Linked DNA regions of Homo sapiens: regions 1 and 2 are each linked to region 3. The links are chromatin loops, found by intact Hi-C in ENCODE. Cell type or tissue: heart right ventricle. All regions are shown on one strand. Each heading gives the region's core, and the rest is flanking DNA. Links, peaks and the distances in the headings are about the cores only. Region 1 overlaps PPFIBP1 (PPFIB scaffold protein 1). Region 2 has its middle 16 kb from the start of PPFIBP1. Region 3 overlaps BMAL2-AS1 (BMAL2 antisense RNA 1).

Region 1 (11,524 bases), core at 1,600-9,599, 210 kb after region 3:
GCACTCATATGCTTATGAGTTAACTGTGTTGATATAAAAGCTAATAAGAATTGTATGAAAGAATCGTGATCTACTTTATGATCTGTGGTAGACATGAAAACCGCTTGCTTTGGGAACCTTAAGAGTACATCCTACAGCTAAAACATTTTCATATGATGTGACACAAATATTAGAGCTCCCAGCCAGTCCTGTGCTGAATACTCTGTGTTCCCACCTGGTTTACCTCTGCGTTTCTGAGAGCGAATAGTACAATCTATCCTTTAGTGGGGGTGCAGCTACACAAACTGGAGTTATTTTACTTGTTAAAACACATAATGCCTTACTATTATACTTTCTATTTGCTCTACAGATTTCTCCTCCAGAGACTTAAGGGTCCAGGTTTGCTGATTTCTTTGGGGATTGCTTCATGCTCTGTACTTGGTGTTTCCTGACATATTCCTTAGTCTATTTCAATGTCCTATCTCACCCCTTCTTTACTCCATGTTCTTCTGACCATTTAGCATGCAGTGAAAAAGGAATTTACTATTGTTAGAAGAACGTATTTCTATCCCACACCCAGAGGCCACCAATGGCAATAGTAGCCGAAGCGTACCTGTAGTTCAGCTTTTGACATGTGTCTAAAACATGTCCATTAACATGTGCTTAATCTGTTCTGTGAAAGTATTTTCAGAAATGATAAAAAGTAATGATGGTTACATCTGAATATAAGTTAGATCATGACACTCACTCCTTTTTTCAGAAACTACCAGTGGCATCACATCTTACTCAGAGTAAAAACCACAGTGCTTACTGTGGGCTGCAAGGCCTCGTAGGATTTGCCCCCCATGACTTTCTGACTTCATCTCTTGTCACACATCTCCTTATTCGCTCCACGCCAAGCACAGTGGCTTTTTCACTGATTCTTAAACATGCCAGGTACACTGGCCTCAGAGCCTTTGCACTGGCTTTTCCAGGCACTGGCTTTTCACTCTGCCTGGAAAGCTCTTTCGCCAGATATTTGCATGGCTAGCTCCCTCACATTCTCCTGGTGTTTACTCAAAAGTCATGCTCTCAGTGAGGCCTTGTATCACCACCCTAACTAAAATTATACCCATTTATTCCTTGTCTTACATCTCCCTGCTTATTTTGTTCTTAGCATTCACCATTTTCTTATGTGCAATGTGTTTGTGATGTTTATATCATTTATTTTCTGTCTTTCCAATTGGAATGTAAGCATCAGGAATCAGATTTTTGCCCTTATTTTAAAAAAATTACTGTATCCCTGGTGCTTAGAAGAATGCCTGGCTCAGTAGTTATATTTGTAATGAATGATGCTCCATGAATGATAAAGTGGATTGCATGTTTGAATGAATGGAAGTTGTTTTAAATTTATTCTTTGGATGGGTAATGGCTTGTTGATCTGTGTTTTCAGTTGCTTTGTGTCTTATTATTTGACATTTTAACCTTGAGAATCCACAAAATGACAAATATTTTACAGAACTAATGAAGATTCCGTTTTTATCCTAAAAGTAACAATAACAAAATAAACTAGATGTAGATCCAGAGAGATAAGGAATTTTTGTTGTTGTTGCTAAATTTATTTTTATCCATCTAACTTATCTATATGAATTCCTCACCTTGCCCCCAACCTTCCAAATTAAGTGTGTTTTCTCAAGCACACAGAGAATGACAGGATGAAAGAAGAAAGACAGCAAAAGGCAAAAAACAAAGCAAGAAGAAGAGAGGAGGGCTGGCTGTTTGGAACCACAAAAGCATAGGTGTGAAATTAAGTTGTCACCACACACCTACCACGATAGACTTTATTTTAGAACCAAAAAGCAACTTGGGCCAGCATTGGGAATCCAACAAGTAGAAGATTATATACTTATAATTTAGTAATTTGCTGATAATATTAAATTTTTCCAATTTAATATTTCAGAAGTTGGGATGTGTTTTATGATCTTAAAATGGGTATATGTATACATTTTAGCTCGGATCCTTCCTCCCTTCCTCTCTCCCTTCTTTCCTTTTTTTATTAATAAGGTACTTAGAATAGTCAAATTTTAGAGACAGAAAGTAGAAGGGTGACTGCCAGGAGCTGAGGGGAGTGGGGAATGGGAAGATAATACTTACTGCACATAGAATTTCAGTTTTGCTAGATGAAAAGAGTTAATTAGATGGATGATGGTGATGGCTGCAAAACAATGTAAATGTACTTACTACCACTGAACTGTACACTTTAAAATGGTTAAAATGCTAAATTTTACATATATATTTTACCACAATAAAAAATTAAAATTGATAGCATCCTAGAATTTAAGGAACACAGAATCCTAGCAAATTCCCCCTTCATATTGAACATGGGAAAACTGCCCAAATAAAAGAGATTATGATGTTTTAAAAAAGGAAGCAGTGAATGATAAGGCAGGATTGTATCTAGGCAGTTTCAAATGCAGGCTGCAGTGACTGCAGACCTGAATTTTAATGTTGGCCCTAAGTCTTTGAAGCTTATATGACCTTGTGAAAATGTCTGAAGCTCTGTGTCTTGGTTTTCTGGTCTGTAAAATGGGGATGATGGTTACTGCCACTTAGGATTGTAAGGACCCTGTGAACTAACATATGCTGAGCACTTATTGATATGCCTGGTCAAAGGCTTGTCAGAAAGGTAATACTGAAGAGCAGAGCATAGAGAGTAGAGGGAAAATGTTTAAGAGCAACCCTTTGCAATGAGGGAAGGAGTTGGGTCCAGTTGCAATGGGAGTTAGGTTACAAACCACCCATACATAGTTCACTTCTTGCAATGAAAGAGTACAAACATTCCTCTGACTGAAGAGAAGCTTCTGGGATATTTTAGAAAAACTTAAATTCAAAAATTTTTGGAAATAATTATGTATCTGTTAATAATAACAGACATATAATTAAGGTTCCATTCATGTTTAATGATGGCCAACTTGAGAGGCCCTGTACTTTAAGATGGATACTAACCTTTTCATTAGTGCAACTGGGCATTTGCAGTTGGAATTATCATTTTACCTGGGCCAGGGAGATCCCCTGGTTTCTTGTAGGATGCAGGTTATTTCTTTGCTGCTAATTGCTCCTGCCTGTTTGTTTCATATGATCAGACACTGAATGTGATAAAATACCAACACTAGTAGCCTGTTACAGTGAGGGGACATTAAATCTATAAGAATGAATTTATTAGTGTAGCTCTAGGCTTCTGGAAATGAACAAATTTCTTTTAAAATTCAGAAGTGCGTCTCCTGTGGTTAAAAAAAACTGTAGACTATGACATATTTGTTTAATTACTGAGGGTGAATTTTCTGTTTCAATTATGAAATATAATGTGTTAACACAGATATTAATAATGGAGAATTACTTGCTTTATGAAGCTCCAGATTTAAGAAGGAAAATGGAAAAATACGTCTAATTGTTTGAGTTAAGCAAGTAGTTACTTACTTTAGGTCTAACTTGATGAGTTGCCCTAGAACATTCTTATAATGTTTTTTTAACTGAGGATCATGACCTTGATCCATGTCAACAGAGGATCAGGTGGTGAAATCCCGAAGGTGTCTGGCTATTTGGCAGTTTTAATTATGAGGCCATCTCAAAGTCAGCAGAAATTACAAAAATACAATTTTCAACAAAGTGAGTGAAATACTAATGGTGAATACTAATGGTAGTAACGCCAAAGCAGGCATCATCACCCATGAGATAGGTAAACAGGTGAAGTGAGGTGTTCTGGACTGGCTTCTGACCTGTTAAATCATCATAATACCCTTCTCTCTTATTTTTACATTAAAAGTGAGATAATATTAATCCCAAATGTATATTTTTAAAAGTTGCTATAAAAATAAAAATACTCATAACTTAAAAGAGTTCAGCCACGGGACATGCTCTCTGCAGGGCTGCTGGCTGTTCTTCCTGAGTCCCTGACTCCCAGCCCCACGAAGCAGTCCCCGTCCTACCACCCTCCGATCCCTGCTGCTTTCTGACCAGCTTTGCTTTTCATCTGTGCCTCCAGGAAATGTTTTCTCAGGCCTTGGCAAACAAGGTACATCTTAAGATTGTATCCCATATGTGATCACAATTATCTGAGTTATGCGGTGCCTCACTGAGACATCCTAGCTAAAATTAAGGCAGTTTTCCCCTTAGTCTTCAAGTAAACTCCCACAGAAAGTGTTCACAGACACAGAAAAACAAATTGATCAAATCGGCAGAATTCTTAGTTTACAGAGGTAAAAGATGTGCTTTTCATGGAATCCTAGGCCACTGGTATTTGTTAGGACTGAAGGGAAAGAGGTTTCCCTGTTCCTTTGGGAAAGTGAGTTAAGAAAGAAAATGTGACAAGAACAATAGGGACTTTTTCTTGGTCTCATGTTATCCTTCCCAAAGTGGAAGAGAGATTCCTCCTCTAGATCTTCGTATCCTGTCACACATTGCTGGCTTTCAACAAATATTGAATAAATGAGTGAATCACGATATTGAATGAATGAAGTTGCTGCTATACTGAGATAGGAGCTGGGGCTTCGCTTTTAGGAACACTGGGAACTTCTTTTTTCTCTGTCCTCCCCAAATTCAGGGGACTTAGGTGTGTACCTATGACTAGGGTAATATTATAGTCTAAACATGTACCCGCCCCCCACCCCCGGGTTGCCCACTGCGAAGCTCATGCCCTCATTCCACCACACCCAGTGAGAGGACAGGGGAGCGGAGTACTGCCACTGCCTGGTTGCTTGGTTTCCAGCATCACTGATATCATGTTCTTTGACTCTTTGGACAGTAGTGGTGTAAGATGCCTTATTATGGTATTGAACTCAAATGCAATATGACTGTGCTCTTCATGGCTGAAAGATTCAAGTCTTATCTCAATCTCTCCTCATAGTTCAGAGTCTAGTGGAGAGCAGGCATGCAGGAAATGTTTGCATGCGTGGCAGAGGTATAATTCTGAGTACAAAATGCTGTCATAGTAATTATTTCTTTTGGTAACTAGAGATAATGTTTACTTAAAGGAGATTTCATGGACTGAGCCTTACTCTTCCTTTCTTGATCCTGAATGTTTAAAAACAGAGTTATGAAATCAAGACTGCGTGACAATTTTAATAACTAGTTTTAAAAATAAGTATAATGACTGGCTGGAATGTGGTGTGTGCGTGTATTTGTGTATATGCAGTGTTACTAATCCAGCTATGCTTTAACATTTGTTGACCTTAAAAAGGGGGCTGTTTTCTTTTCCCCATTTTAATTTAGATACTTACCATTCTGATTTAGGAATCTTACACTCAAAATTAGTTTCTGTTTTATAAAATAAATAAGCATTATTGTGGCAAATCACTGCTTGTATGTTGATTTTGGATTTAGACAGGACAGCAGAGCTCAGGAAAGAACAAAGCAAAACAAAGGGGAAACAGGAAAGACAACTGTAGACCAATGCAAACCAATAGAACCCAGAAAATCAAAGGAAAACACAGCATGATGTTATAAGTAAAAACAGTGGGTGAGACTCCTACCTTCCGTGAAGTAATAACTATTGAAATGGAATGGCAAGTGCATGGGGTTTCATCACGTGCATTTCTCTACTTTAAATCTATTTGAAATTTTCTGTAATAAAAAACATTTTTTAAACAGACACAAAGGAAAGATGTTAACATTTATTATGTCTTTATGCTTGATTGTAATACTTCATAATTAAAAGGAAGTTGATATAAAAAGAAGGCTTTCTAGCTGGGGAAGGTGACCACACCCACCTCTAAATACGGGGCTTGTAACTGAGCTCACACCCGACCAATCAGGTAGTAAAGAGAGCTCACTAAAATACCAATTAGGCTAAAAGCAGGAGGTAAAGAAATAATCAAATCATCTATCACCTGAGAACACAGGGGGCGGGACAATGATCGGGATATAAACCAGGCATTCGAACTGGCAGTGGCAACCCCCTTTGGGTCCCCTCCCGTTGTATGGGAGCTCTGTTTTCACTATATTAAATCTTGCAACTGCAAAAATAAATAAATAAATAAATAAATAAATAAATAAATAGAAGGCTTTCCACTTAGATGGTGAAGGGAAAAGTAGATGGTGTTCTAATGTTATGTGTAGCACCTGCCATGTAGAGTCAGGGAATTCGTTTTCCGGGTGAGGTTCCTGGCTAGCTCTAAGATTCTGTAATTCTATGAGGGATAAAGCGTTTTAGATGTGTTTCTCCCCATTGTGCCAGGAAAACCTGGCAGAGGCCATAAGTTCCTTAATTAAATCAAAGTACCAATGTTACAGTTGAGTTATATCTCCCCCACTGACTCTGCATACACACTATTGGTTGGATACTGTACTGTTGAAGTCCCCAAGTTGACTCCAATTTCGACTTAGCTGGATTGAATGCGGTCAATAAGGGGTTGCACCATGAGCTAAAGTAGAAAGGTAAAGTGATTTAGGCTTCTCTAATATGCTGTGGAAGTCAGATCGACTCAACAAGAGTTTATACTTAAATACATTTTAAGTTACGTGCTCAGGATTTTACAAGCACCATGGAAGAATCAAAAGAAACGTAAGACAGTTTTGCACTGAGAAACTTAGGCTGAGTGACCAACTCACATAAAATTATTAGTCATCTACCTGAGGCAGAATATGATGAAACACTAAAGAGCACAGTTTAAGACAAGACCCAGAAGGTCAGCCCGTAGATGGGGAAAGGAGAATGGCACCATGTAAAGAGGAGGTAGACATGGGTTATGAAAGACAGATTGATCTGAGAGGGAGGAGTGGGAGGTGAGTGGAGTGTTGGGTACAAAACCTTGGGATAGTTGTTGTAAAGGAAAATGGAAGAAAGCTCATTAAAAGGAAGAAATGGAAAATGATAAGTAGAAGTGGTGATTACAGGTCCCAGCAAAACAGGAAATCAAGGTTCCAAAGTAGAAGTGGAATGATGAGCTTTCAGGAAGGAGTTAAGAATCAGTTCTCCCAAGCCTGCAGGACGAAAGAAAGGAAAGAAATAAGAGGTAATATATATTATACTATTACGCACTGAGGAAGAAGGTGTCTAAGGGAGCTCACACAAGATGGCCTTAACTATTGTCCATTACAAAGGCTCTGAGATCAGGCGGTCGGTTAGCTCAGTTGGTTAGAGCGTGGTGCTGACAAAGGCTCTGAGATCACCTCCTAAACATAGTGGGAAGAGAGAGTACAGGAGGAAAAAGGAGCCAGTCTAGATAGAGGTCAACCATGGCGTGCATACCAGATTATAGAGGACACATAAATAAAGACCCACTGAGAAGCAAGAAGGGCAGATCAAAACCAAACCTGCAGTCATCTTGTATTCAACTAGTGTTTATTGAACACCTATCGTCATTCTTCCATTCAACAGACATTTAGTTATCGCCCACTGTATGTCACATGCCAAGGCAAATCTACTTGCAAAGAATGCAGAGTCTATTAGAAGAGAGAGACATGTATGCAGTCAAGTCTAACCTTAGTGCATTCAGAGTAATGCCTGCTGTAATGAAGGTTCATGTAGATACTGTCGCTGGCATATAGCAAACAGTGAATTCAAGGAAGACCTCACAGACCAAGCCCTGATAGAGGTGGACCTTAAGGAATGGGGAAAGAAGAAGAAAGGGTGGGAAAAGACGGTCCGTGCAGAAGGAATAAAAGTAGTGTGTGAAAGAGCATGCCATATATGGGGAGGTTTTGAGTGACCTGGTAGGTAGAACGTGGGAGTTGAAGGAAGAATAGAGACAATAGGGTATTTACCTAATGGATCTTACTGCCAACATTCTTAATGCAAAGGAAACAAAATTGGCAGAAATATAAACACAGGTGGACAGAACAGTCTTTACCTACTTAAGTTAACACAAGGATATAACATTGATCACTCTTAAATTCTGCCTTATGTTCCTATAGTGACTTTTAATATACTAAACTACCCTTGAGCATTATGAGTGCTTGTAAATATCAATACAGTACTGAGAAAAATAAATATGCTAATTTTGAGCCAATTTTCAGTATCTGTTTCTATTTGGGGCTAATTTTGGAGAACTGGTTTTGGAACACCTCACTTCCATATCATACAAAGTAGCTTGGGAGGAAACATTGCTCTCATCTTGCTATAATTTCCTCCAACCAGAAGAAAGATCAGTTTGTTTGTTTGTTTTCTTAAGACAGAGTCTTGCTTTGTTGCCCAGCCTGGAGTGCAGTGGCGCAAACATGGCTGACTGTAGCCTCCACCTCCTGGGCTCAAGTGATCCCCCTCCCTCAGTCTCCAGAGTAACTAGGACCACAGGCGCACACCACCAAGCTTGGCTAAGTTTTTTTTTTTTTTTTTTTTTTTTTAAGAGATAGGGTCTTGCCATGTTGCCTATGCTGGCCTCAAACTTCTGGGCTCACACAATTCTCAGCCTCCCGAAGTGCTGGAATTACAGGTATGCACCACCACCCTTGGCCAGTTTTACTTTTTGTCCTCACTAAACAGCAGTTTTTTTCTACTTACTGAAATGTATCTGTTTCCAAACTATTGTTACTTGTATGGGATTTTAAAAACAGATGGCTGTTAATGTCCATAATCAAAATAAGGAATTTAAAGCTCTACAGGGCCTGTCTTGGCACTTTCTTAAGATTGAGAACATGCGTTATTCATCCTGGCTCTTTTCCAAAAAACTGCCCTTGAGAAGTTGTGCACAATTTATTTTTATGTTAGTCCCCAGGAATGGAAGTTGTCCAGGCCACTCCATCACACTCTTCATAATACTTGTAATTTAATGCTGGGCACTTCAGTTAACAATATGAGCAGAATTATGCCGTGGTAATTGTAGAGGTATGTGGCAAAGCAGCTGATTTTAAAATTTTAATCCACTCTAAATATGCATTGCACCCTTACTAAATTAGCCTCTGATTCTTAGTGGCCTTTTGGAAAATGTATTCAGTATGCTAAAGTTTTTAGAAAAAACATTCTGAAATTTTCCTTTTCATTCAAGCCCTGTTTTTTTTCTTCCCCCTTCCCAGCACATGACTTTTATTATTCCAAGAATTGATACTAGAAACTGCATTTATTGGAAAGATAGAACAATGGTATCAGTTAATTCTGGAAAAACAGTAGATGTCACATCAGATGTGTCCTGGGCAGTAAAGTTATACAGTTTGTATTTTTTCTGGTTCTAAATCTGAAGGTATTATTTTCTTTTTCAGTTGAACCCTGGGTGGCCCCATCTAACACTTTCGGATTTCAGCTGGCTTTTATTTCTATTGTATTTGAATGAAGAATCAGGAAATTCTATTGGGATTACATTATCTTATGGTTATGTTGAGATTATGAGAGACACCACTTATGCTACTACGTACGTTTCAAAGTGGTGCTTTTAGGTTTTCTGTTCTTTGTGAGCCTCTTTGTGTGTCTTTTTCATGACTTGCATGTGAGGCAGCTGAGGAAGAAACAATCTATACATCGTTTCTCAATCTATACTTCCTTTGGCATTTATACCACGCATAAATATACTGAAACATGATTTTTTTTTAAAAAAGTGTGGGGGGCAGGAGGGAGGGGAAGAAATAGTAAGCATCAATATACACAGAGCACTGAGCCAGATGCTGGGGAGGTTACCAAACGAATTATAGGCTCTGCCCTGGAATAGAAGGTAACGTTATACAAAGAAGCAAACTCACAAGTTAATAAGATCAGGACAAAAAGTGTTAAAATGGAGATAAGTGAGGCTAGTCTGCGCTACCAGGGGAAGTCACTGTGGCCTGAGTGTTTAAGCTTTTGGAGGAAGAGAGACAGACCTCAACAACTCGGGGTGCCCCCTACATACTCACAAAGCTTTGCCTGCCCCTGGGTGTGTGTCTGCTCTCAGTGAAGAATACCAGTATCCACTGTTCCTTGTGGGTCATTATTTTCTGCTTGATAAGAAATTGTTTACTTTGGCAAAACATGCCTATATGCTTAACATGCCTGTCTTACCTCTTTTGTGGTAAATGAACCAAATTGCATTCTCGTATTTTCTGTTTGACAGTGACAGCTGTGCAGATTCAATTCAGGCCCCTTGGACTAAGAACACTTGTGATTTTCATTTATCTACGATATATCATTCTTAGAGAAGATCAGCCTTACCCATATTACTTCCTTTTTCAGACAAATGGACACCTACCAGGGAACGGAGATGTGTATCAAGAAAGGCTGGCACGTTTAGAAAATGATAAAGAATCCCTCGTTCTTCAGGCAAGTGATTTTTAAATACTGTTCTTTCCTTGCAGCATACTTACAAAGCCTTTTAAATTGGGGTGGCAAATTCAGATTGCTTGCAGCAATCAGACTGCTAATAGAAATAAGCCTGATAAGCCATCTGTACACAATAGGGAGTGGTGAGGATTGGGGCAGAATGATGGTGTTTACACCCAGTTTAAAAGGAGCTACCATTAATCATCCTCAGCTCTTGCAGGACCAGTCTGAATACGGGCACAATGTTGTCTGATCTGTTCTTTTTTTTTTTTTTTTTTGGAGGCGGGGTCTTGTTACATTGCCCAGGCTAGTCTTGAACTCCTAGGCTCAAGCAACCCTCCTACCTCAGCCTCCCAAGTAGCTGGGATTACAGGTGTGCAGCACCATGCTTCACTGGATCTGATTTTTAAGTATATTTTAATATATAGCAGAAATTCAGATATATGAATATAGCATAACATCTGAATATATGTAAGTTTATATTTCTGAATCTGAAATCAGAATATATATATTTAATTTTTCAATTTTAAAAATGTTACCCTGTGTGAGACAAAACAAAACAGTGACTAGAACCCTCCTTGTGGGCTAAATTTGAGTTTGCTTCTTCATAATGTTTTAAATGCTTCACAAACATTTTTCTTTGGTATATTGAGCAAAATGAATTGAAGTATATTTACTGAGTGATGATTATTGAGGAAAAACTCAAAGATCTGCTGTAAGCACTAGAGTTGAAGGACTAGCCCAACAGCTCCTCAGGCACCTTTGGGTATATTGAGTTGCCCCCCCTGACTTTGAACACATCTATGATCTGTGTCATCTTCAAAGAGCTCATGGAATTTGAATTCCCTGGGTTTTGTTTTTGTTTTTGTTTTGGACGGAGTCTCGCTCTGTTGCCGAGACGGGAGTGCAGTGGCACAATCTTGGCTCACTGCAACCTCCACCTCCCGGATCCAAGCGATTCTCCTGCCTCAGCCTCCTGAGTAACTGGGATTACAGGCACATGCCCCCACAGCCAGCTAATTTTGTATTTTTAGTAGAGATGGGGTTTCACCGTGTTGGCCAGGCTGGTCTTGAACTCCTGACTTCAAGTGATCTGCCCGCCTCAGCCTCCCAAAGTGCTGGGATTACAGGCGTGAGCCACCGTGCATGCTACCTCTCCCCCCTACCCCTGGCCAGGTTCTTTTTCTTATTCTCCTTGAAGTATCAAATTTTTGATAATTTCTATTTCAAACATTAACTTTGTTTCCTCTCTTATACTATCTCCACGCTGCCCCCTAAAAAGATAACTTCTGTACATGCTGTCTTTCATAAATGGTTGAAGTAGCTTTAACCAAAAAGTATTGTACA
Region 2 (10,340 bases), core at 453-8,452, 72 kb after region 3:
AACCACTCCGTATCTTTTTCTGCTTAAATTAGCCAGACTGGTTCTGTTGCTTACAATCAAAGGAAGTCTAACTGATACAATAGAGAATTTTGAATGTCAGACTAGAGTGTTTTATCCCTAACTTTGTAGCTAATGGGAAAATGCTAACATTTATTTTTAATATAAAAAAGTTATAATTAAAATGTGCAAAAGTAATATTAAATAGAACCATAAAGAATAAATTAGAGTAGGAGGGCAGATGGAGTGCAAGAGTAGTTAAAAAGCCATTCAGTGGTACAGGTGAGCCAAAGAGGTGGAGATGGAAATGCAAAGACCATGAATGAAGCAGACATTATGAGGTTGGATCTTAACGGTATTTGGTTGTGTAATGGACGTGGAGTTGGAAGGCTGGTGGCCAAGAGATATGCAATACGGTCCCAGTTCTCATATTTGACTGGATCTTGAAGGATGAATAATATTTTCATGGCAGAAATGACAAAAAGGCATTTCAGAGAAAAGAAAAACCATGAGTAAAATTTAGAAGCCAGGAATATAAAACAAAGTTAGGAAAGCTGGTACAGCATAGAGCTCACCATACCAGTTTGTACAGTCTTTAGAAACAAACACTATGCCTCATTCATGTTTCTGGTCTCTGGAATAGTGATTCCCAAATGCTGGCCCATTGATTAGATGCACTGGAATCTCTTGGGGAGCTTTATACATTAGAGACTTCCCCCATTCCCAGATATTTGGATTCAGTAGAGCTAATGCAGGATCCAGAAACTTTATTTATTTATTTGAGACAGAGTTTCACTCTTGTCACCCAGGCTGGAGTGCAGTGGTGCGATCTCAGCTCATTGCAACCTCCGCCTCCCATGTTCAAGCGATTTTCCTGCCTCAGCCTCCCAAGTAGCTGGGATTACAGGCACGCACCACCACGCCCAGCTAATTTTGTATTTTTAGTACAGACGGGGTTTCACCATGTTGGCCAGGCTGGTCTCAAACTCCTGACCTCAGGTGATCTGCCCTCCTCAGCCTCCCAAAGTGCTGGGATTACAGGCGTGAGCCACTGTGCCCGGCCCGGGAACTTTATTTTTAAAAATAAAAATCCAAATTGGGTAACCATGCCTTGGTACACTGTAGGAAAATGCGGTGCACATAGTTTGTATGGACTTGATAAATACCCGTTGAAGTAAATTAAACTATGTGGTTCTTATCTTTGCAGCCTCCCTATCACCTCACCTCAGTCCTATATTCAATATTTATCTGTTCAATAATTTCAATCACAGCCATTTTTCCAATGCCCCCATCTTCCCACACCCTTGAAATAATTTTCAACTCCTTTACTATCTTATTTTTGTGTTCTAGCAATCACTTGGCCATGCCAATTTCTTCTACAGATATTTTTCTTAGATCAGCCCTATTATTTGCATTTATTTAGTTAACATTTTTAATAGGTCTTACCATAGAGATGGATCACTGTTGGCCTAATCCAGCCTGTTGTTTCTACTTCCATGGATTGTCATTATGTACACAGCTGCTGAAAAGAATGGACTCCAATCATCACTTTTATCCTGATACTCTGTAGCCAGAAAACTGGGCGTATTGGTTGCTAGAAATATGCAATTTGTTTGCAAGTGGTTCTCAAGCTGTGATATTTAACAGAATTCCAAAAAGAGGCATTTAATTCTACATTTGTCTGAGCATCACCTCCAGAAGTTCTGATTCTTTAAATGTGGTATGAATCTCTGATATCCTCTATTTTAATAGATTCCCCTAACAATTCTTATAACTCAAAGTTTAAGAACACCATGCTCTATGGGCAAAAGGTACCTGGGATTACAAATTAGCTGAGATCCCATACAAGGTTAATCAAGGTTCTTTGGGAGCAGGGTGAAAGGGTGAGCGTAAAGGAATTTCCAGGACACACAGAAAGGCAAAGAGCCAAAAGCTCTGGGAGCAATGACTAACATATTCAAAAGGTCTTGTGATAGGGACTATGCTGACAGATCTTAAAAAGTCACAGTTATCTTGTTTACAGATACAAGGACTATTCAGACAAATTTATAGATAGAACTTGGTGTATGTTTTTTATAATCATCAGGTAAGTTCCCATAACTAGAAACAGTACTGGTTGATTTACCCGTAAATCCCAAAAAGAAGTAGTGAGTTCAATAAAGCTTAAAATCTTGTGATAGTCACATAACACTAAAGACAAAGTAAGTTAGAGGACTAGATTGTTTTAAAGAATAAATTAATATTTTACTAACTTCCAAGACATATTTGATTAGGATTTTGACTAAGATGGGATACTTTTCCCTGGGAGATGAATATCTTTGAAGTGGGAATGGTAATATTTTCACATCAATTTGTTTTCAATTCATCAGCATCTCAAGCTGGGAAGCTGGAAGTCACAGTACTCTATTGAGAGAGGGAAACATTTAGTAACATATGGAAATATTAAGAGGGTATGAATGTCTACGTGTGGTAACTCAGCTAACTGCTTTTGGTTGGTCAGGTCGGGTTTTATTTCAGATATTTTAATGCCATATTCAATTGAGCCAACTGCTGTACTCTAAACCATTTGCTAAAAATGTCTGAATCACTGCATAAATATGTTTTTGGTTTTGGACTAAGAGGAAAGAACATGAGTTTCACAAAATCTCCATTTGTCATGTTTTTAGGTGAAGACAGCTATGCTGTAGTGAAAGGAGCTTTGAACTTGGATTTAAAGTTGGGTTCAAGACATGATCCACTGTCAACTGTGTTTGGATGGGGTCAGCTAATCTCTCTCCCTGGAGGGGGATCCAAACAACCATTCCCCATCTGCTGAGAGTTCATAGCAAGACCCTACTTTGGACTTGGCCTTAGTCAAAGACAGTTGTCTAACCTAAGCTTCCTCTCCTTCCCTAAGGGTGGTCTGCATCCAATGCCTAACCCAGGGTACCTTTTTAGAGGGCCATCCTAGCCGCAGAGCTCCTGGTGGGGTCAGCTGAGGCCTCTAGTGCAATTGTATCACATTTCATCTCCATCTGCCCCATTCTGCTTCTACCATCCCCTCCACATTTGTCCACCCTGTGAGTGTCCCCCAGTAAACCTGTGTGCAAGTCTTTGTCTCAGAGTCCTTTTCCCAGAGAACATTACCTAAGACACTTGTGGAAATAAAGAACAGTCAAATGAGAACAAGCAGAGGCTATTTATTCAGAGCTTGCAATAACAAAGGAGTCCATCAGTTGCATTTTGGCAGAGACTCAAAGGCAGGCAGAGGAGTGGGAAAGCTTTAGAGTGGGAAAAAGGCAAGGTTGGATAAGCCCTGATTGGGACATCCCAGGTGATTGATTAGGGGGTGCATATTTGACTTTCTCTAGTTGATCCTATGTTGGAAGCAGGGACAAAAATTAGGGGAGCTGCCAGTTATTTCTCACGATTTTGTTTACTCATATATAAATTGAGAAAAATAATACCTGCCTCATGAGATTGCTGGATTAAAGAGCCTGATGTTTAATAGGTTTTGAGTATTATTATTATTACCATGAATAATATTTTTAAACGTGTGAGATTGCCTTAATTAAGAACTTTGGGTTTGACCTAATAGTGAAGAAATGAATTTGAACACACTTCCTGATATATCTTAAAGTAAAAATAAGTGAACAACAAGCCATGAAGTCTTGCTTGACTCCTTCCTTTTTCATATTCCACTCTCAGTCTGTCAGGAAATCTTGTTGCTTAAAACACATGCAGAATTCAACTGCTACTCACCACCTCCCTGATAGCAACCACCTTTGCATGTCACCATTGTTGCAAAAACCAACCAACTTGCTCTCGTTCTCCTGATTCCACCCTTGCCCACATACAATTCAGCAGTCAGAGTGACACTCTTTTATAATGCAGGTCAAATCATGTCACCTTTCTGCTCCAAACCCCTTCAGTGGTTTTCCATTTCTTTCAAAGTAAATGCCAAAGTCCTTTCAACTACTTGTATTTGGCCACTGCCTTCTGTTGGCTCAAGCCTCATCCTATTCTACTTGTCCTCTCGATCACGCTTCTCAAGTTCCACTGTTCATCTTGGTGTTCCTGGAACACATCAGGCACACTCTGGTCACCAGGGCTTTGCCTGGGCCAGCCCCTCTGCCTGGAAGTCTCTTCTCCATGGCTTACTCCCACAGTACTTTCAAATCTTGGCTCAAAGGTTATCTTCTTGGCTGTAATAAAAAAGACAGATAATACTAAGTGTTGGTGAGGATGTGTAGAAATTAGAATCCTATTATATTGCTGGTGGGAATGTAAATAATACAGCCACTGTGGAAAACACTTACTCAAAAAATTAAACATAGAGTTACCATATACCTTCAGCAATTCCATGCCTAGGTATATATCCAAAAGAATTGAAAATATATATCCACATAAAAACTTGTATGTGAATGTTCATAGCAGCAGCATTCATAATAGTCAAAAAGTACAAACCAAATATCCATCAACTGATGAATAGATAAACAAAATGTGGTGTACTGATACAATAGAGTTATTATTCAACCACAAAACAGAATGAGGTATTGATACATGCTACAACCTGGGTGACCTTGGAAAACATTATGTAAAGTGAAAGAAACCAGACACAAAATTCTACAGATTGAGTGATTCCATTTATATAAAGTGTCTGGAATATGCAAATCCACAGAGACAAGGCAGAAGAATGGCTGTCAGAGGTCGGGAAGAGTGACTACAAATTGGTTTGGAGTGTCTTTTTGGAATGATGAACATATTCTGAAATTTCATGCTGTTGATGGTTGTACAACATTGTGACTACACTAAAAACCACAGAATTGTACACTTTAAAATAGTGAATTTTAAAATGCCGTCTTCTTAATGAGGCTCGTATAACCATCATGTTTAAAATTGCATTCCTCCCATCCCCATCCCACCTCTCCCAAACCTGCCCTGTTCTATTTTTTGTCATGACTTCTACCATAATATATAATTTACTTATTAGGTTTATTGTTTATCTGTCTCTTTCCATGAAAATGTAAGCTCCACAAAAGCATAGACTAAACTAGGACTATATAGACATCACATTATATACAAAATATCCGAAAACATGTCTGAATGCTAAAAGGCTAAAGAGGAAAAGGAATAAGTTGTACCCAGGATGAGGGGGTCAAGGTTTAAAAGGGGTAGGTAACCAGGAGGGAGGAAATGGGCTAGATATACACATAACAATAATATGTAATAACTAACAACAGTCATGTTGTTTTAAAAACATTAGTATGTTTCATGCACTGTGTTAAGTACTTCATGCACATTTTATGATTTAATCCTCACAATTATTTTATAAGCCAGGTATTATCATTATCCCCATTTTTATACATGAGAGAATTGAGGCACAGAGGATAGTAACTTGTTTAGAGTCCCACTGTAAAAGGTAGCATCAGGATTTGAATCTAGATTTATCTGGCTGCAATATCTGTGTCCTTTTCAAGTGACATGCAGCCTCCCCAAATTGGATTGTACGTTCTATGAAAGCAGGAACAATGCCATGTTAAGCCCTGCATATTTAGCATATAGCACACTACTTAGAAGATAGTAAATGTTCACAAAATATTTGTGAATGACCAGCTGGGAATGAAGGCAGGTGCATGTAGTCCTAGCTACTCAGAAGGCTGAGGTGAGAGGCTCGTTTAAGCCTAGGAGTTCGAGGCTGCAGTGAGCTATGATTGTGCCACTGCACTCCAGACTCAGTGACAGAGTGAGATCCTGTCTCTAAAACAAGCAAGCAAACAAAAATTATTAATGAATCAATGAACTAACATTTATTCAATATCAAGTGCAGCTTTCACCAGTGCTACAGGTTTTGGAAACCACCTGCAACCCTGGCCATCTCTGGCATCATCTCTGCCACTGACCACTGTTCCCAGAAGCAATATAGATGCAAAGGTCATTGACATAGTCAAGGAACGGCCAATGGCCTCACTCTCCACCCAGCTTGGATGTGAGCTACTTCAGGGGCTACAACGTTTTCTGCTTTCTCCACTTCATCCCCAAACTGAATCTTCTCTTCAAGCCTAAAGTCCAGTTACTTTTTCTAGTACTGAAGGCCTCTCCATTCCAGAGCATTATGTTGGCTTCCTTTCCCACCTTCTGGGTAGGAGCTCACACTGCCTGTCCCAATAGCTTCTGGCTGGTGAGACTGCCATATGCTCAAAAATCAGATTTTGTCTCATGACTTTTTCCCTTTGGAAGGGCTTTTGCTGCATGTGTTGATAAACAAGCAAAGCAAGTGGTTGCAGTAACTTCTATAAAAGTAGAGGTTTAACAGTTGAGATGCTTTTATCTGTAACAGGATACCTAAATTATATTGGATTAAAGAATAAGGACACTTATTATCTCATGTGGCAAAATATCCACAGCGAGGGTGGTTCCAGGGTTGGTTAGTTGAGCAGCTCAATGGTGTCATTGCTCTGAGTCACCATTTCTTCCATTCTCTTGGCTCTCCCGTCATAGTCCCAAGGTGGCTGCCGTGGCTCCAAACATTTTTATGCAACAGAAGGAAAGAGTGGGAGAAAATCTTTTCCCAGAAGCTCCAGGCTGACTTCCTCCTGGGAACCACCTGATCAGACTAGATTACAGGCCCCAACAAACGAATAACCAGGACTGATCTGCCTCTTTTCCCCCTCCACTGCACCTGTGAGCTGAAGCACAACAAATGCTCATGCTGCTCAGTTGCCACCAAATAACTCGTTCTTCTAGAGAAATCAAGTACACACAAAAAGTGAACAGTCTTCTCTGGATGGTAGGATTGTAAGTGACTTTTCTTCTTCAGAAAAATTTATGCAGTGAATGTTTTAACTTTATTTATTTATTTTGAGACAGGGTCTCACTCTGTTGCCCAGGCTGGAGTGCAGTGGCATGATCATGTCTCATCGCAACCTTGACTTCCCAGGCTCAAGTGATCCCTCCCAACTCAGCCTCCCAGGCTCAAGCGATCCCTCCCACCTCAGCCTCCTGTGTAGCTGGGACCTCAGGCACATATCACCATGCTTGGCACATTGTTAACATTTGTTTTAGAGATTAGGTCTCACTATGTTGCCCAGACTGGTCTCGAACTCCTGGGCTTTAGTGGTCCACCTGCGTTGGCCTCCCAAAGTGCTAGAATTACAAACATGAGCCATCATGTCAGGCTTAACTTTTTAAAAGCCTTTGTATTAAAAAGTATTCTTACAATTAACAGAAAATTTGCAAGACTAGAATGAGAAATTCCCATATACACTTTATGTAGATTCACCAATATTTAACATTTACCACATTTGCTAAATTAATTTCCCTGTCTCTATAATTTTTCCTGAGTCATTTGAAAGTCTGCATATATCATTCTCTCTCTCTCTCTCTTTCTCTTTTTTTAAAGACAGGGTCTCACTCTGTCACCCAGGCTGGAGTGCAGTGGTGCAATCATGGCTTACTGCAGCTTCTACCTCCTGGGCTCAAGCAATCCTCTTGCCTCAGCCTCCTGAGTAGCTAGGACTACAGGTCACCACACTGGGCTAATTTTCTTTTCTTTTCTATTATTTTTCTGTTTTTTTCTTTTCTATTTTCTATTTTTTCTATTTTTTATTTTTCTATACAGGGTCTTGCTATGTTGCCATTCTCTTTTCTTTATAATACTTGGAAGTGTATATCCTAAGAACAAAAAATACTCTCTTACAGATCAATGATATGGCTGTAAAATTTAGGAAATTTAACATTGATACATTACTTTAGTCTACCACCTACATTCTAATTTTGTCAATTGTTCCAATGCTGTCTTTATAGAAATTCTTTCCCATGTAGGATCTAGTTTAGGATCTTGTATTAGGAATCTTGTCAAGTCTTTGTAATGTCCTTTTATCTGGATGACTTTCTCAACCTTTCTTTGTCTTTCATGCCCTTGACATGTTCTAACAGTAGGGCCAATTATTTTCCAGAATGTCTATCAGTTTGGGTTTGTTTGATGCTTATTCAGGATTAGATTCAGATTATGCATTTTTGGCCAGAATGTTACCTAAGTGGTGTTGAGTTCTTTTCAGGATATCATCTCCGGAAGTATACAAAGTCCATCTGCCCCTCATTGGTGATGTTAATTTTGATCACCTGGTCAAGGTATTGTCTGGTTTCCCCACTGATGTACAATGTTTTAATCATAAGGGAAAATTATTTTAAAGTAATGTATTATAAAATATCACATTACAATAACTGGGAACTGAATTTAAATGAAAAATTGTATGTCATGCTCTCCTGTTTGTACAAAGAACACTTACTACACCCCACTGGTCGCACCAAACTTGAGAGATAAATAGGATTTGAAAGCATCATGTTGCAGAAAAGAAACTAAGGTTTGGAGAGGTAAAGTCAGTTGCCCAACGTTTGTGCCAGAGCCAGGACTAGGACCAGAATATTCTCTCCCTGATCTGCCACCCTTCGCCCTCCACTCAAAAGCCACAGCGTAACAAATGCTTCTCCCTGCTCAGCTGTCACCCAAGAACTCTTCAAAAGAAATTCCTTCCTTCCCTTCCTTGTCACTTAATATAATTGTACGATTCCAAGTCTTCAGTTCCAGACTCCAGATCTGTTCACATTAAAATGCAATCCAGGTCCAAACTAGAAGTGAGTTTCCTGTTTTATCATTTAAATGAGTTACCTTAAGCCTTGGTTATCTCAGCAAACTTTCTTCTCACTGCTGACTGGTCATACTTGGAGCCAGCCAAAAATGAGATAAAGAGGCTAGGATACAGTATGCTGGATTCATTCCACAGAGGTGTCTTTGTATGCTTGTGAGTAGAAGAGTAATGATGTTTTTTTTTCCTGGCTGGAAACAGAATCAACTGTGCTATTTTGAAATCTACCAAAGGCAGACAGCCCAAGAACCTATAATTGCAGAGAGACACAGTTTTTTCTGGCATCCGTGTCTGTGTGTGTAGGTTGTGAAAAGCAATACTGGCCTAGCAGTAGATTTAGCATCAAGCGAGCTGAGATTTAGTCCCAGGACTGTCACTAACATATTCCCTGTATTGCCATTTTGTTCACAATAGCAAGTAGTGACCTTTCTGTGCCTCTGCTTCTCCAACCAGTGATAAGAAGAGTTGCTCTTACATATGCACACTGGTATTTCATGAAGACAAATAGAACATAGTGAAGGGAAAAAAGCGTACTGGTTCTTCCACTTAGTGGCTGTGGGTTATGAGCAGAATTTTGTCACTGTCAAATTCATATGTGGAAGTCCTAACCCCTGGTACGTGAATGTATTTGGAGATAGGGTCTTTAAAGAGGTAATTAATTAAATTTTTTTATTTTTTATTTTTATTTTTAAGATGTTTGATTTATTTTTAATAACCCTTCATTGTATATTTTATATGCTCTCAAGTTACAGAAAACTGCAAAGCTGAAATTCAACATCGGCTAGTGTCAAATGATTCCTTTTTAAAAAAAAGATTTTGGTTTTAGGAGTGAAACAAATGGATCATGGAGAATGAATGCAGTAGATCATTACACAAGTGATCAGTCAGCATCTTTGCCTCCACATTAAGGTTACTGAATGAATAGCTCAGATTTATAATATCTGAATTTCATGCCGGCATAAAACCCACAACCTTGACTAAGTTATCATAAGACATTAGGAAGAAAGTATGGTGATAATAATCCATCCAAATGCTACATAAATGGAAACACTGTGAGAAAGTTGGCTGAGCACCTGAATAATCTAATTCATAATGTCTCCAAAAAACCATACAATGATTTAGGGGAAATAATGAATGAAAATAAAGACATATATAATTTAAGATATGTATGTGTCATATGTATTTCAGTCTTTAGCCTTAAACAGTGTGTTAACTTGCCTAGATAATTGTCCACTAAAAGATAAAATATTCTGATTTTTTTCTGCTACTGTTGGAGACATTCTTATACAGTTTCATTAAAGTTATTAATTTTGAAAATGTACCTTTCTCATATTTTTCTAAAGAAATTTCTGATGGAGTGAAATTATATTAACTTTCAAGGTAGACAAACCAGCCCTATGACATACTAGCTACATTGACTTGAGTAAGTTTTTTTTTATTCTTTATTTTTGTTTTCCATTTTTATTACAAACAATTATGAAATGACAACTAAAGAGGTAATTAATTTAAAATGAAGCCAAGAGGGTGGGCCTTCATCCCAAAGACCATGTGAAGTGACAGAGAGAAGGTAGCTATCCACTAGACAAGAAGAGAGGCTTCAGAAGAAGGTACCACCTGCGTTGACACTGATGTTGGCCTGCTGGCCTTCAGAGCCATGAGAATATATATTTCTGTTGTTTATGGCACCTGACCTGTGGGACTTTGTTATGATAACCC
Region 3 (11,524 bases), core at 2,167-10,166:
CTTATACCTTTTTTTAGCTGATTATCATATTTATAGTTATGTTTCTAAGTATACTTTTATTGTCACTTCATGAATGGCCCAGAATGAGTATAGAATAGGAAGTCAACAATTCATTTAAATATTTCTTTATTATGAAGCATTTAGGATGTCGGAAAGTTTTGCTATTGTGGGTAATATGACAGCTAACATCCCTTCTAGACACACACATGCTGTACACCTCTCTCCTGTTGTTTAGAATGAATTTCTTGGAGTGCAATTGCCAAATCAAAATTGCCCAATTGCCATAAAAAACAGTTTGCATTCAGCATTCTTTCCAGAGTTAATTTTATGTGGTTAAATATGTTGATATTTCTTGCCTAATTTCTTTGTTGTTATGCTTAGGAGGGAAAACTTCTCCACCCCAAGATCAAATAAACACACACCTCAGTTTCCTTCTAGGTGTCCTGTGGTTTCGTAGTTTATACTAAAGTCTTTGATCTAGCTGAAGTTTATTTTGGCCTCTAATAAGATACAGGAGTCTATTTTTCTTTCCAAAATATTATGCCCTTTCTCCACAACTCTTCAATGACTAGTCCTTTCTTTTCCCACTGATTCGAAATGTTGCCATTACCATCGATTAAGTTCTTGTATATTCTGGTACTCGTTTTGAAATGAAGTAATGGTGGTGGTGGGCAGGGAGTTGAATTAATGTGATTGTCTGTTCTTTCACCAGTACCAAGCTGTTTAAGTTAATAAACACAGTAGAGTTTGATACTGATCTTTCCATTATGTGATAGTATATCACTTTTTCTTCTCTTATTTTCTGAAAAGTGTTCAAACTATAAAATATAGTTCTATATATTTTGTTTATAAAATATAAGAAAACAGAGGGAATAGTGGCTTTTTCTGACTTTAACATTTCCTTTTAAAGTTTTTAATTTATCAGACTACCCATCAATGAGGCAGGAGAATTGCTCGAACCCAGGAGGTTCCACTGTGTTAGAACCAAACTTTCAGAAACAGTTTGGCTGTGTTAGCATTCCTTTAAACTTTTGTTATATACAGAAATCTAATTCCAACATGTTTATTCTTGGAACCATCTGCCCAATGCTACAATCTGAATTCTCTTGCGTTGTTGAAATTTTGAGGGAATAAGAATAAAATCGAACCTTTATTAAATACTTACCGTGGCTGGCACAGTTCCTAAGCCTATTACACGTATTAATGTAAGCCTCCTAAGAATCCTGAAGATAAATGCTGGTATTATCCCCCATTTTACACACAAGCAAACTGGGGCTTAAGAGTTAAGTAACTTAACAAGGTTACCCCACCGCTCATAAGCAGTGGAGTTAGAATCCAGACCCGAGCAGCTCGATGCATGCTCTCAACTGTGATTTTGATAAACCTTTGATTTATTGTGTGCTCTCGGGGACCCTAACCCCCTGAACTCAAAGCACAGCAATTTCTTTTACAAAAGATATTTAGTTATGAAAAAACACATGAAATTTACTATCTTTTTTTTTTTTAAGACAGCTCTGTTGCCCCAGACTGGAGTGCAGTGGTGCGATCTCAGCTTACTGCAACCTCCGCCTCCTGGGTTCAAGCCATTCTCCTGCCTCAGCCTCCCTAGTAGCTGGGATTACAGGTGTGCACCATCATGCCTGGCTAATTTTTTAAATTTTTAGTAGAGATGGGTTTTCGCCATGTTGGCCAGGCTGGTCTTGAACTCTTGATCTCAAGTGATCCGACTTCCCAAAGTGCTCGGATTACAGGCATGAGCTACTGCACCTGGCCTCAATTTACTACCTTAACACTACTGAACCACACATTTAGTGGTTAACTGTAGTCATGTTGTTTTGCAACAGATCTCTAGAATGTTTTCATCTTGCAAAACTGAAACTCCATACCATTTCCTCTTCTCCTCAGCCACTGGCAACCACTGTTCTGCTTTGTTTCTAAAGATCGAATACTTTAAATACAAATACATGAAGTATTTGTCTTTTTGTGACTGGATTTCTCTTAGCATCATAGCCTCAATGTTCTTCCATGTTGTACCATGTGACAGAATTTCCTTCTTTTTTGAGGCTGCATAATATTCCATTGTAGATCACATTTTAAAAAAATCCATCCGTCCATTGAAGTACATTTAGGTTACTTCTACCTCTTAGCTATTATGAATAATGCTGCCAGGAGCATGGGTGTGCAAATATCTCTTCAAGATCCTACTTTCAATTCTTTGGACATATACCCAGAAGTGGGATTGCTGGATCATATGATAATTCCATTTTCTTTTTCTTTTTTTTAAGGTAAGAAATCTCCAAACTGTTTTCCGTAGTGGTTGTACCATTTTACATTGCAATCACCAGTGCATAAGGGTTCCAGTTTCTCCACATCCTTGCCAACTCTTATTATAACTCTTGTTATACTCCTATTATTCTGTTTATTGGATAGTAGCCATCCTAATGGGTGTGCAGTGATATCTCATTGTGGTTTTGATTTGCATTTCTCTAATGATTAGTGTTGTTGGGTGTCTTTTCGATGTTTGTTGGCCATTTGTATATCTTCTGTCCTCTGCGCATTTTTAAATCAAGTTATTTGGTTTTTTTGTTGAGTTGTAGGAGTTTTTAAAAATATATTCTGGATGTTAACACCCTATCAGATACATGATTTGCAAATATTTTCTCACATTCCATAGGTTGTTTTTTCACTCCACTTATTGTTTCCTTTGATGTGCAGAAGCTTTTAAGTTTGATGCAGTCCTACTTGTCTATTTTTGCTTTTGTTGCTTGTGCTTTTGGTGTCTATTTCCATCTCAGTTGCTGAAGCACGTGTCGTACTTATTTTGGAAAAAAAATACATTAGAAACTTTTAACAAATGCCATGAAATACATTTTGAAAACCTTAGGAAATTTCTTGAAATATGTAGTATGAAAATTGTATTTGTAAATCATTACTCAGTTCAGCATTGTAAATATGAGAGGCTAATTTATACAACTATATAAGAAGAAATGGGAGACAGAAAAAAAGAACCATCCCTGTTCATATTTAAAAGAGGGATAGCATTTGTACCATATCCTCTCTACATCTCCAGCAGGTGCAGCTAAAGAAATATCACGTTTTTCTTGTTGAACCCAAAGTGGGCTTCAGAACCCTTTTCAACACAGAGCTCCAGGCAACCATTCATGATCAACTGAGGTGACACATGACATGAAATCTATTTGTCATTATGTCTTCAAAAACACTTCCAAAAGCATATTCATTAAAGCAGAATTCTCCAAACATGTCACGTTGAAAAACAGTCATAGCTGCAGATTCACAATGATTACAAGCATATTAAACTCATTGAGAAATCCTCCCAGACAAATTCTTTCACTGATTAATCCTCATTTTTTATATTGATTTGTCCACAGAACCATTTTTGTTATATTGTTTCTATTAAAATACTATGAAATTAGATTTGTATGAAATAGTATTATTGAAGCAGTTCTCCAGTATTTGCTACAGAATGGCCATTTATAACATTGGTGTCAGTTCTCTGGAAAATGTTAGTCAACTTTATTCTACATCGTAACTATCTTGTGGAATTTGGTCTCCACAAAAATGTATAATTTTTAAAGGTTAAAAAACAGGAAAAAAATAAACATACACGTACACACATATAGACGTGTGTGTGTGTGTATGCTAGCATTTTCAGGAATACAAAGCAGCTAAAAAAGATCCATTCTCTTTTATCACTAGATTTAGAGGATTGGTCGCTAACAAAACAAGAAGGAAAAATTAACAGCATAAGAGTACAGCTGCAAAGTTGACTAATATTATCTGTGGCAGCTTAAGGAGAAAACAATGTAGTCATTCCTCAGCTATGGAAACAATCCAAACTTATATAAATAGAAAGAGGACATCTTAAGGGAGGGGGCTACCTCTAAGTCAAATAAGAGGGCATCTGCTCTAGAGATGGGATGTCCCACACCATGGGCAGATGCAGATGTGTATACACACACACACACACACACACACACACACACACACATATATCATATTCTCAACCAGGAATGAACATTGCAAAAGTGTCAGGAGAAAGGAAATTCTAAAACTCTACCCAACTTTTAGTGATTATTTTAAACTATAATTATTAAAAATATTGAAAAACTAAGCCACAAAAGGAATGAAGTCATTATTAATTGGATATCTAGCTGGTGTTTTACACAAATGAGGAATCATGGCTGCTTAGGCCTACTGCCTAGAGGCCGTTCTTCCTTTAACTCTAGATTATGTGTTTACATAGATACAGTTTTGGTGAGCATTTATTATTAAAATATTTCTTCTCAAGAGGTCATAGAAAATAAGCAAAGTTATTAAAAATCATACCAACAGTTGCCCTGAACGTGCAAGATTGCAAAACATTTTTTGGAGACATGGTCTGGCTCTGTCACCCAGGCTGGAGTGCGGTGGTGCCATCTCAGCTCACTGCAACTCCCACCTCCCTGTGCAAAACATCTTAAAGCTTAATGTTTTCCAACCTCAGATGTGTGGCCACAAGAACAACCATTAGAGAGTAACATGCTATGTGGTTCTGAAAAATAAAGAGCTGCTTTCTGAAACATAACCTAGCGCCAAAACAGAATCCATCAAAAATAAATGTTGGAATCTACAGTGGTTCCTAATATGTGGTCCTGAGACTGATAACATTAGTGTCACCTGGGAGCTTGTCAGGAATGCAAATTCCTGCGCCCCACCTGAGCCCACTGAATCAGAAACTCTGAATATGGGGCCCAGAAACATGTAATAGGCCCTCTACGTGATTCCGAGACACGCTACTGTTAGAGAACTATTGCTTGCTTTGTGTCTGGTATTAGCTTGGTCCATTTTATCTAGACTTGTTGAGGCTTCTTATTCTTTGTGATCTTAGTAATAATAGAATTTCCCCACATTTGAAGAGCAAAATACAGAGACAGCTTTCCAAATATAACATCTAATGAGCTGTCAAACAATGACCCTCCTTCTGTAGCAAAATTGAGTACAGAAGTTGTCTATGTATCTTTAGAACACAAAAAGAAGATATGTTTCAGGAAAACAAACCAACTGAAAAAGATCCATTCTTTTTTATCACTGGATTTAGACAATTAGTTTATTTAAAAAAACAAGAAGAAAAAAATACTGCAAAGTTGACTAGTAATATCTGTGGCAGCTTAAGGAGAAAATAAGGTAGCCATTCCCCAGCTATGGAAATAGTCCAAACTTATATAAATAGAGGACATTTTAAGGGAAGGGGGTACTGTAAGTCAAATAAGAGGGCATGTTTGCTCTAGAGATGGAAGGGGTGTCCCACACCATGGGCAGCTGCAGTGACTGAGGGAGTGTCTGTAGGAAGCTGTCTGCTACACGAGGCGGCACCTGCTACCAGGCCATGGAAGGTTCCACTCACAACCACCACCTTCCAAGGGGCTCCTGAAATCTCCCTGTCCTCTTGGAGACCTTCACATTCTCTTTCATAGCAGGGTAAACTGTGCTGAGAAGCTGGGGTTCCCTAGCCAGGCACGTTTTATACTCCTGGGTAATGTTCCCATTTTGAAGGGTTTCAGATGACTTCAGTTTTCAGATGACAGTGACACATTTTCTAGAGCAGGGTTTCTCTACCTTGGCACTACTGACATTTGTATAATTCTTTAATTATACATCCTGTATAATTCTTTGCTGTGGGAGCCTGTCCGGTGCACTGTTGGCTGTTTAGCTGCATCCCTGGCCTCTATCCACTAGATGGCAGCAGAACCCCCCCCCCCCCCCCCCCCGGCAATTGTGACAACCAAAAATGTCTGCAGACAGGGCTGAATGTCCTCTGGGAGGGTGGGGTGCAAAATCCCCGCCCCCATAATGAAGAACCCCTACTCTAAACTCTAAAGAGGTAGTTTTCCTTTCTTTCTGTCAAAAGGGGCAGGAAAAAAACATTCTCCTGTTTGTTCTTTATCTTCATTGATGCCACCACTCATCTGATTCCTATTTTGCTTTGTTACCTCTCTCTCTCTCTCTCTCTCCCCCCCATCCCCCATCTCTCTCCTCTCTGTCTCTGTCTCTCTCTCTCTTTCTCTCTCTCACTCTTCTTCTTTCCCTACCCAGACTGGTCCAAGGTTATCACTTCACTTACTCTGACAATGTTCTCAACCTCCTGGCCCCATTATCTTTGGCTCTAGTGACTCCAAAAATTCCCACCTCTGGGTCAGTTCAGCTCTCTGGTGACCCCATTTCTACACTAGAGATACCAGGCATCTCTGGAGAAAGTCACAGTTCTGTATAAATTCATGGTCTCCCACCAATGAGCCTCAGTGAGGCAGCGTGGGGTTCTTGTTTCTCTTCACCCACTTCTATCTTTTCCATTCCTACTATCTTAGTCCATTTGGGCTGCTATAACAAAAATACCATAGACTAGATTGCTTAAACAACAAACATTTATTTCACACAGTCTGGAGGCTGAGACATCTAAAATCAAGATACTCTCAGATTCAGTATCTGATGAAGGTTCCACTTCCTGGTTCATAGACAACTGTCTTCCTGCTGTGTCCTCACATGATAGAAAAGGAGAAAGGTTGCTCTCTGAGACCCCTTTTATGAAGGCACTAATCCCATTCACAAGGGCTCCACCCTCATGACCTAATCACCTCCCAAATGTCCCACCTCCTAATACCATCACAGTGGGGGTTAGGATTTCAACATATGAATCAGGAAACACAAACATTCAGTCTGCAGCACTCACCTTGGGTGGGGAGCTCATCAGTATTAACAACACAAAGGTTGCTTTGTCTGTTTTGTTTTGGTTTGGTTTTACCTTATTAATACTGCACTTTGGAGAATGGAAAGTGTAGGGGATGGGTGGGAACCATATGGAAAACTAAGGAGTGACCAACCAGATGGATCCACATTTGTCCTGCCAGAATGCAGCCAGGAACAATCCTTCCTCCAGCCCTGACCATGGTGGGGGCATTCACAGGATGGGTCTAGCAGAAGAGGAGAGGGGTAGAAAAGAAAAGAGGAAGAAACGAAAAGAAGAAAACAAAAGAAAGGAAAGACTGAGGGAGGTCAGGGAAATAATGAGCTTCCGGGTGCCTAGCTAAGGTTGACTCTGTATGAATTTAAAAGTAATGAGATGGATCAAGTAAAGGAATGCTCCATCCACTCCATCCACTTGACCCAGATGGATCAAGTAAAGGAAAGCTCCGTCCACTGACCCCCAGGTATGTTCCTGGTGAGCTAGCTAAGAGTAAGGTGGTAAGATAGTGCCCCTCCTGGTAATGGGCTAGATATAGATACATAGGGCATGACAGTAAGGCTACATATATTTATGAAGCCAGTTGTCTTGCCCATTCCCTATTAACAGCAATTTCAGACTTTTTCACTCTCTTCAAACTTTCCATGTCACCACATTGCCCTTACAAAAGATGACTATGCATATCACTTCGCCATGTTCACCATCAAAGTACAGCAGAAACCCCCTTATGGGATGTGGTTGGGACTACACATTGTTACATTAGCTGAAAAGGCTTATTAAAGCAGGAAATCACCAAAAAAGAAACATATATATGATGTAGACATTTTATTTTAACTTAAAACATAAGTGGGGCTGGGTGCATTATCTCACACCTGTAATTCCAGCACTTTGGGAGGCTGAGGCGGGAGGATCACTTGAGCCCAGGAGTTCGAGGCTACAGTGAGCTATGATGGTGCTACCGTACTCCAGCCTGGGTGACAGAGAAAGACCTTGTCTCAAAAAACAAAAACAAAACATAGTGGGCATCCATTTGTTAATCATCTGAGTTAGAGCCAACACCTTTTGGAGAAGGTCCATAAATTGGAGTTCTGCAAAAATAATGGCAATGATTTATCATTGACGATGTCCAGTTTGGACTTTTTAGGTAAAGCAATACAGGTGAAAGCAATTTTGGGTTTTTTTTTTAATCCAAACTTTTATGGTTGATTTTGCCCACACCTACTTTGACCCAAAAAAGTAGCAACTCACCTTTTAAAGGATTTTCCCAAAGCGTAGATTTCATTTAGTTTGATTTTATTTCACTCGATTTTATTTTAAATTGATTCCTTCAGCTCACATTGTTAAATATTATAAGTACAACTGGCATGAACAGTTCACAAAGGGAAGGGGGTTCTTCAGGGGAAAGAATCTATGCACAGAGCTCTCCTGCCATAAATCAGTTTCCTTTTCCTAAACTACCAGTTCACCTGCATGCGCAGCTCCAGCCTACTTCCTGTCAATATGGAAGAGAGCTCCTTTTGTCCAAAGACCCCTTCACCTGGGCTCTGTATCTGATTTCCCCTCAACACCTCAGTCTGTCTCCCTCTTTTGTATCTTCAACATCTCCCTCTTTTCTAAATCCTTCCCTTGTGCATTTAAACCTGCTCTGTTTACTCTGATCACAAACACAATCATCCTTAGGCCCCATGTCTTTCTCCAGTGACCACCCTCCTCTTCACAGTTGGGTTTTTATAAGACTTGCCTACACTCCCGGGCTTCCTGCTTTCACTTCTCCAATTCACTTCTTGTCTCACCTCCTCCACTGAAATGCTTCTCTTCAAGGTCACCACTGACCTCTTGGTGTTCTTTAACATTTATTTCTCTGGAATGTTAGTCACTGCAGACCACTTCTTCCCTTTCTTGAATCTTCCTCCCTCAGCTTCTGTGATATCTCACTCCTGGTTTTCCTTTAACCCGCTGGCCATTCAAATGTCAGAGTTCCTTTAGGCTTCATCCTAGGGCTGCTTTCTACTTGCTTTATTTTCTGTGGTTTCATCCACTCCTATAGCTTTACTACCATTAATTGATGATAACTCTCAAACCTATGATTCCATCCTGATCTTCTCCTTAGCTCCAGAGCAATGCAGCCGACAGCCTACTGGTCATATCTGTTAATATGTTCCAGGGAGAACTTAACCTCAACCTGTCCAAAGTGCAATTCATCACTTTGCCTTTCTTCCCTAACCTGCTTTTCCTCTATTGTCCTTATTTTTCTGAAGGGTACCGATATTTGCCCATTTTCCAAACCAGGAACCTGGAAGACATCATTCACTCATCTCTCCTTCTTACTCTATACATCTGATCAACTACATTAGTCATTCATTCAACAAACATTCATCTATCTGTATCAATCCTTTACATGTTAGAGTTGCCAGTTTAGCAAATACAGGAGATTGGAGTTTCCAGTTCCAAAATGGCCACACAGAAGCAAGCTGGCTTCTCCCCCCACCCACCCACCCACCATTTCCCCCACAAAAAAACAAACAAACAAATATATAGGACTGAGATCTTCACCAGCAACAAACCAGAGCTCAAGTATGAGGATGAGACAGTTCCTGGGGCCACAGAGAAATGGAAGAACTCTTAGACAGTGGTAGGAGAACCAGACTTCTGCACCTGCAATACCCCTTCCACCCCATTCTGCAAGACATGAACCACATGGAAAATCCCCATCCAACTTACGGTTTCTGCACTGGAAAAGTGAAATTGAGGTGGTTAATAAGCTTCCTCACCTTTTTGGTTTTTCTGGCAGGAGAACTGTCCTTGCCTTAACCCACAAGTAGCATTAGGACTGTTTCATGGGAGAGATATCCCTAAGGATAGGCAGAGACAATTAGGGAGGCAGGGCTACCATCTTCAGCCCAGAAACTCTGCTCTGTAACTTGGCCAAAGGAGACACCAGATAAAAGTGGCTGTTAGGAGGTATGTTCCCCAGGACCCCTGGGCACGAACCCTAGCCAGCATTCCCACACTGCTGGGATAATCCCTTTGGGACCTTCCCCATTTGGGACAGGCAGTGCTTCAACCATTTATTATAGGCAAGCTGAACCTTAGCTTAAGGTCACCTAGAATTGAAAAGGAGGCAGTGACTTGAATAACTAATCCTTCAATGCAAAGACGTAGACATATACTCACAAGAAACAAAAGCAAATGGGAAACCATCACCTCGCCAAAAAGACAAAGCAAAAATCCAGTGACTGACCCTAACAAGACGGCAATTTGTGAGCTCCCCAACCAAGAATTCAAAACAGCAGTTTTAAGGAAACTCAGCGATCTCCAAGATAACACAGAAAAACAATTCAGAAATTTATCAGGGAAATCTAACAAAGACACTGAAATGATTTTTTAAAACTGAAACAGAAATCTTGGAACTGAGAAATACATTTGCTGAGCTGAAAAACTCTAGAGGCTCTCAACAGCAAAATGAACCAAGCAGAGGAAAGAATCAGTGAGCTTGAAGACTGGCATTTGAAAATACATAGAGAAGAAAAAAGAAAAAGAAGAACAAGGAACAAAGACCACCTACAAGATATAGAAAAAAACTTCAAAAGACCAAATCTAAGAATTATTAGTGTTTAAGAGGAAACTGAGGAACAGCAAAAGGTAGAAAGCTTGTTCAAAGAAATAATGATAAAAAGCTTCCCTAAACTTGAGAAAGATATAAATGTGCAGGTAGAGGAAAGTCTTAGAACACCGAACAGATTCAACCCAAATAAAACTACCCCAAGGCATTTAATGGTCAAATTCCCAAAGGCTAAAGACAAAGTGAAGATCCTAAAAGCAGTGAGAGATAAGAAGCAAATAATATATTAAAAAGCTCCAGTTCATCTGGCCACAGACCTCTCAACAGAAACCACAGGGGCCAGGAGGGAATAGAAAAACATTTTCAAAGTGCTAAAAGAAAAATAAAAACCTGTCACTCAATAATATTGTATTCTCAAAATTGTCATTCACATTTGAAGGAGTGATAAAATCTTTTAGAGAAAAACAAAAGCTGAGAGAATTCACCAACACCAGTTCTGTTGTGCAAGAAAAGCTAACGGTAGTTCTTCAATCTGAAAGAAAAAAAACACTAACGTGCAAAGGAAAACTATTCAAGGTATAACCTCCACTGGCAAATTAAATACGCAGACAAACCCGGAATACTCTATGACTGTACTTGTGGTGTGCAGTCCACTTATAACTCTAGAATGAAGCCTAAAAGATAAATCTAACAAAAACAACAATAGGTAGAGCAACCTGTTAAGAGACAGGCAATATTAAAATAAATTGAGGCAACTAAAAGTCAAAATGTGTGCTGGGGGTGGTGGAGTTAAAGTGTGGAATTTTCTGTGGGTTTTTTTTTTTTTTTTTTGGCCTTTGTTTCTAGTCTTTTATTTGTGATCTAGGATAAGTTGTTATCTCTTTAAAATAACTTTTATATCTATAAAATGTTTTTTGTAAGCCTCAAGGTAACCACAGCATAAAAACCTATAGTAGCTTCACTAAAAATAAAAAGCAACAATTTAAAATATACTACTAGAGATAATCACTTAACCACAAAGCGAGAGAGGAGTCTCAAAACACAGAAAACAAGCAACAAAATGACAGTAGTAAGTCCTTACTTATCAATACTAACACTGAATGTAAATTGTCTCAATTCTCTAATTAAAAGGCATAGAGTGGCTGGGGATGGTGGCTCATGCCTATAATCCCAGTACTTTGGGAGGCTGAGGTGGGCAGATCACTTGAGCTCAGGAGTTCGAG

What was found. A loop is a pair of places that touch in the nucleus more often than their neighbours do. Peaks named below come from ENCODE experiments on the same cell type or tissue, not always from the same donor. Only the 100,000 strongest peaks of a DNase experiment are listed, where the experiment ranks them.
Region 1: a loop joins it to region 3, with 5 times the contacts of the local background. A loop is called at or near these places in 99 of 110 quality-filtered maps.
Region 2: a loop joins it to region 3, with 2.5 times the contacts of the local background. A loop is called at or near these places in 16 of 110 quality-filtered maps.

The regions. Positions count from the first base shown.
Region 1 is chr12:27,635,972-27,647,495 of GRCh38, forward strand. It overlaps PPFIBP1 (PPFIB scaffold protein 1), which reads left to right. Exons shown (of 30, transcript NM_003622.4): 5 at 10,091-10,177. Among named protein-coding and RNA genes, the nearest start is that of REP15, 55 kb to the right of the region's middle. In heart right ventricle, for the core only: no CTCF peak of the experiment used is centred there; no DNase peak of the experiment used is centred there; H3K27ac peaks cover 3,233 bases.
Region 2 is chr12:27,502,776-27,513,115 of GRCh38, forward strand. No RefSeq gene overlaps it. Among named protein-coding and RNA genes, the nearest start is that of PPFIBP1, 16 kb to the right of the region's middle. In heart right ventricle, for the core only: no CTCF peak of the experiment used is centred there; a DNase peak (open chromatin) is centred at 4,046; H3K27ac peaks cover 6,402 bases.
Region 3 is chr12:27,429,535-27,441,058 of GRCh38, forward strand. All of the region lies in intron 1 of BMAL2-AS1 (BMAL2 antisense RNA 1), which reads right to left. It also overlaps a transcript of SMCO2 not described here. Among named protein-coding and RNA genes, the nearest start is that of BMAL2-AS1, 11 kb to the right of the region's middle. RefSeq lists an enhancer at 6,714-7,279. In heart right ventricle, for the core only: CTCF peaks have their summits at 5,699 (motif pointing right) and 5,904; a DNase peak (open chromatin) is centred at 5,748; H3K27ac peaks cover 649 bases.